Linked DNA regions of Homo sapiens: region 2 is linked to region 1. The links are chromatin contacts, found by Hi-C or POLR2A ChIA-PET in ENCODE. All regions are on one chromosome and are shown on one strand. Each heading gives the region's core, a stretch centred on a gene start or an enhancer-like site at or near the end of the contact. The rest is flanking DNA. Distances are from core to core; before and after follow the strand shown.

Evidence for each region. Hi-C counts contacts between places; a loop is a spot of excess contacts on that map. ChIA-PET counts read pairs that join two places held with the same protein, here RNA polymerase II (POLR2A). Pooled maps may share reads with other maps.
Region 2: a map of mammary epithelial cell shows a loop between it and region 1 (2.0-fold over the local background). The contact joins two enhancer-like sites. A Hi-C loop is called at or near these places in 2 of 168 maps with a recorded cell type or tissue (IMR-90 and mammary epithelial cell) and 1 of 50 pooled maps. POLR2A ChIA-PET finds 5 or more read pairs at or near these places in 1 of 52 experiments (AG04450).

Annotation. Positions count from the first base shown.
Region 1 is chr1:223,232,028-223,234,727 of GRCh38, reverse strand. All of the region lies in intron 5 of SUSD4 (sushi domain containing 4), which reads left to right. Among named protein-coding and RNA genes, the nearest start is that of TLR5, 90 kb to the right of the region's middle. Within about 2 kb of position 1,252, at least 10 of the 41 ENCODE cell types and tissues checked have a DNase peak (open chromatin) inside an H3K27ac peak, as active enhancers do.
Region 2 is chr1:223,428,133-223,430,832 of GRCh38, reverse strand. No RefSeq gene overlaps it. Among named protein-coding and RNA genes, the nearest start is that of CCDC185, 36 kb to the right of the region's middle. Within about 2 kb of position 1,277, at least 5 of the 41 ENCODE cell types and tissues checked have a DNase peak (open chromatin) inside an H3K27ac peak, as active enhancers do.

The sequences.
Region 1 (2,700 bases), core at 3-2,502:
AAATCCTGGTGTGTGGTGTCCGTCGGGTGAAGCCATGAGGCTATGATAAAACTATTATCATGTCTCACCTTTTTTCCCCCACTGAAAAATGAGACCAGACACAGCATGAATATTGCAGCTCATTGCCAACAGGAGAGAAGTGGACAGGGAACCACCTCTGGTTTATTGTGAAAACTTTGACATTTCCATTCACTCAAATAGCAAATGTTTATCAAGAATCATGCTGGATGCTACAGGAGTTAGAAAAACTCTAGAGACACGGCCCCTGCTCTCAAAGAGTTTATGAATCTGTACAAGTATTAGGCATGTAAAATGCACAAAGTGCCCAGGAACTCCAAGATCACTGCCTGTGCACTCAGGGAAGGCTTCCCAAAGAGGCTGGTGTTTGTGTTGGAATTAAATCTGCATAGGAGGAAATAGCCAGAGGGAGGGTGAGGAAAAGACACTAAATTGAAAGGAGGCTGGAAAATGAGGGAAGGCTTATTTGGGGAAATTGCAGTCTTATAGCAGCCCCATCCAGCCCAGCTCAGGCCATTCTTGGCCAACACAGGGAAGACTTCAGGTCCCATGCCTCAGCACCCTATCCTTTGGTCCCGCCTCCCCACATGTAGCCCACCTCTGGGAAGTTCCACAAGAGACTAAGTATGGTAAAAACTGGACTCTGCTGCCTTTTGGGTAGGTAGGAATTTTCCAGCTAGTCTGAAAAGAGCCGTAACCCTCTGTCATGAAACAAGGAACAGAGACTTCACACCTCGGGGACAGGAATCATCCGTTTCTGGCTGAGTGTCAGCAGAGCCTTTCTTGGATTCTGCCTATAACCACTGAATGTCCAGACTCCCAAGCCTCACAAAAGCCCTGTTGCTAATAATGTCTAAAGTAAGAAACATTAAGAAAAATGGAGTTGCAGAAGGATCTTTGTTCATGCCACCCACAGGTTTTCCCTGGGTGTGTTTCCCTTAGAACTAGCAACTGACGGGATATGAGTCACAGGCTGAGCCTAAAGGAGTTCTAAGATAAGAACAGAAAAAAGTGCCATAGCCCGGTCCACTTTTACTCACCGGAATTTCTAGGAACACACAGGTTATTTCAAACGCCAACCATGTGGCCGTTGTTCATGGGGCTGTTTGCCATGTGTCTGAGGCCTCTGGGTGTGGGAGTGTGTCCATCCGTCTGTCTGTCTGTCTGTGTGGAACTGTCTGTCTGTTAGGGAAGGTGTAGAGAGGAGACAGTAGCAGTACTCAGTCGAGCCTCATAGTGAGAGGCAGTGTTGGGTGAGAGGTGGAAGTCCCCTAAGCCATGGGTATTTTTATATTGGGATTTTTAAATAAGCCTCCCTAAGTTTATAATTAATAATACTTTTGTTGTTGTTTCCTTCCAAGTTAAAAGAAACGCTCCCACCCCCTACCCTCACCACACCACATGGGGTTTCCTTTACAGCAAAGCTAATGGTCTGCCAGGTGCAATCATTACAAACACTACAAGGTGTGAAGATAATTGTTTCTACTTAAGGGGAAAATGCATCTCCATTACCAGCCGATTATGACAGTCTCAGAGTTAAGGCCTCTACAATGGATGGTTTTTATCTGGCCTCTGAGAAAATGTGGTGATGAGATGTGTTCACATTCTCTGAATGTTTGGGGCTTCCCTGGTGCAATCCCAGGTATCCTAATTGCATAAGGAGCCTGGTAGTGCCCCAGTACGGGAAGGGCAGCATGGGAACCCCAGCAAGTTTGGACACCAGTGATACTAATAGCTATTATTTATTAAGTGCCTACTGTGTCCCTGACCTTTGTGTTATGCAGTTTTCATACATCTTCAAATCCTCTCAACAACTGGAGGAGTTGGGAATTGTTTCACTCATTAGACAGATGGGAAAGCTAAGACCCTGAGAAGTCAAACAAGCTGCCTAACACCCTGAAGCTCATCAGTGGTAGAGCTGAGGTTTGAACACAAATTTGGGTAACTCCACAGCCCACGGCCCTATATGCCACTCCGTGCTGCCTGCCTTTGCTCATTAAATGATTGATTAAATGGTTGATCTGTATGGTACAGAAATTCTTGAGCACACCATGGGACCATTTGCCTCGGGGTGAATGCAATGATTTGAACAGTCGTTCATCTTTCAGGCCCAGTGAGAAAAAAATGCTGCTGATAACAAACTTGCATACATTTATGTGGGCTCTTTCATGACATTTTCTGTGCTTTGAAAAGAGTTTTGGTAATTTTCTAATCCTACAGTGGCCCTCAGGGGCTTGTTTAGAGAGCCTTTGAGGAGAAGTGCCTTCCTGCTCTGTGTACCTCTTTTTCTCTTTCATAAAAATGTTAGATATTTAAGGTGTACAACATGATGTTTTGAGATACATCTACACAGTGAAATGACTATTACAGTCAAGTAAGTTAACATAATCCATTTCCTGAAATCTACTCTCTTAGTGAATTTCCAGTGTATAATACAGTATTATTAACTGGAGTCTGGATACTATACATCAGAGCTCTGGGCTTCGTCCTATGGAACTGCACCCTTTTACCCTTTGACCTACATCTTCTGATTCCCTCTACCTCCCCAACCCTGGTAACCACTGTTCTGCTCCCTGGTTTTATGTATTCAACTTCTTTAGATTTCACATATAAGTGAAATCATGCAGTATCTTGTCTTTCTGTGCCTGGTTTATTTCACTTAGCAGAACGTCCTCCACGTTT
Region 2 (2,700 bases), core at 28-2,527, 200 kb before region 1:
CCTTCCCTTAGCATTCATGCCTCCTCCATGCCTCCCTCTCAGCCCATTTCATTCCACACTGACTTCTCCCTCCTTTGGGTTCCTTTGCACTTGTAATATTTTGGACAAACATGGTGACTTGGCTTGATCCCATCACATGGGGCAGAAACTAGCCAAGTGTAGAATTTCTCAGAGATGAATTGCTTCTAATTTTTTTCCCCTAAAACTTGTGATTCAAGCAAAAAGAGAGGAAGAGGAAAATGGCATGTGGCCATTGCAAAGAGATGACAGCTCAGATAGACAAACACAAAGGCCATTCTCTGTAACACAGAGGACAAGGGTGTGAAGTTTGCAAGATCCAGCTCCAGGAAAACAAGTGGCAATCATGCCTGCTGAAGCCACAACACACGGTTGTTTGGAGAGGCCCAGAGCCAGCACACTGGGAAGTCTTGAAGGAAAGAGGGAAAGTGGCCCAAGCTGGCAACTGGTGGGGGCACTGGCATCTTGACTTTCCAGGGCCAAGTTATAAGCTGTCACTGAGATGTTCTCCCAGTCCTCAGAGTTTATATACAGTGTCCATACTTGGTGTTTGCACTAAGGATTATGGAGTGTCACTTGCGGATGAAATTTATTCACATAAGAATATGTTAGAGCATTTGGAAGGAATGCCATGTTTGGAAGAACAGTGCCTAGTTAACCTGCAAAAATATTCCAGGGGAGCCCTATCCCATAGAAAGGAAGTCCCTCTCAGGGGTGGATGGCAGCCCATAAGTTATGCACAAAGAGTCCACATACCAGAGCATTGATTTTTTTTTCCTCATTGTTTCACATATATTAGTCATTTCAAGGAAGTTAATAAATCTGTGAAGGGCCAGGATCGTGTCATGCTATACATGTTATACTTTCTCCTCCAAAATGCTTAGTTCTGAGCACATGCTAGGTTCTGGATAATTTTTGGATTGATGAAGTATAAATTAAAGGCAAATGTCTTCCTATTTCTATGTGAGGGCTTAATAAGTACAGATCTAATACCTAGCTGTTTTCTGAGAATCCAGCATTGGCACTATTTTATATTACCCTGTCCACATTTAAAAGGTGCCCCATGTAAAGTGAGAAAATAGATTCTGAAAAGGATTGAGGCAGCCTGGGAATTATTCCAAGAGAGACTGTTAATCAACTCATGGCACAGAATCAGAGAAGGATATTTTGGGCTGCAGAGGGCAAGCTCATGCAAAGCACAGTCACAGCCCTGGCAATTTCAGGCCCATTTGGATGAGTCAAGAGCGGGCTATGACAAGCCATTTCCAGAATGGTCTGTCCACCCACCTACCACCAGAATGCACCAGAGGCCTTGGCACCACCAGCTACCCTCTCTCAGCCCATTTCTGCTTACAGAGAGGTGTCCTTTGGAGAAAGACCAACTCTGTCCCACTTTCTGGGATCCATCATCTCTGGGACAGTGGCATTTACAGCTGTTCTCCTCCCTCCCTCCCAGCAAAGGCCCAGAGTAAATCACGTCTCCCAGGGACTGTTTGTAGCACTTGCTGGTATGAGCTGTGGGGCTCTGCAAGGACCCCTTTTTCCCATCAGCCTGCCGTCCAATCTTGGAGTAATATAAGGGGGTCCAGCTATTGGGGGTCATTGGGAGGATATAAATGGGCATTTGAAAACTCACTTTAAGCACCTCTCAGGACTGCTGAGAACCTTCTCTGCTTCCAACCAATCATGTCCATTCCAGAGGTTTGCATAAAACATTTCATCCCAGGACCAAGCAAATGCATTGTATTAGGTGATCTCCAATATCCCTTAATATCCCTTCCAGCTCCTGGAAGCTATGGTTCTAAATTCAGGGCTTAACTAGCAGATGATGAAGGCTCTTCACTTATTTTCCTTTGCTGCCTGCATTTGGTATTTCACCTTGTTCCTTATCTCTTCTGCCTTATGGAACTAAGGGTAAGGAGAAACTCAAATCCATCATTTTTGCAGTTTGTTGGCAGCTCTAATTCACCAGTTTTGTAATTTGTTTGCACCTGCTAGAAAAAGGTTTGTTGGGGAGGGGTGATGGAACTTGCTATGGTTTGAATGTATCTCCCAATGTTCATGTGTTGGGAACTTAATCCTCAATACAACAGTGTTGGGAGGTGGGGCTTAATAAGAGATGATTAGGTCATAAGGGCTATGCCCTCATGAATGGATGAATGTTGTTATTGATGGAGTGGGTTAGTTATCAAGAGACTGGGCTTATTATAAGAGCAAGTTCAGCCCCCTCCTGCTCCCTTGCTCTCACACTGTCTTGCCCTTTCACCTTCTGCCATGGGATGATGAAACACAAAGGTCCTCACGGGATGCTGTCACATGCTCTTGGACTTCCCAGCCTCCAGAATCATAAGCCAAATCAACTTCTATTGCTTATAAATTACCCAGTCTCTGGTATTCTGTTACAGCAACACAAAACAGCTAAGACACAACCATAGCCTGGTAGGGGAGACAACAATGCAATGGAATAAATACAGGTAAAGTTTCTTGGAAGCATAGACAGAAATTGACAAATTGCTCAGGAAAGGGAGAGAATACTTTGAAAAGTAATGTGCTGGCATTGGCTTCGGGTCTTAAGGAAAGCTTAGGAGTTGCCCAGGCCTTTAACTTTCCATCTGCCAAGAAACCACTGTTCCATCTGCCAAGCAACACTCCCTTCAGCAGTTCCTGTGGCTGGGTCTTCTC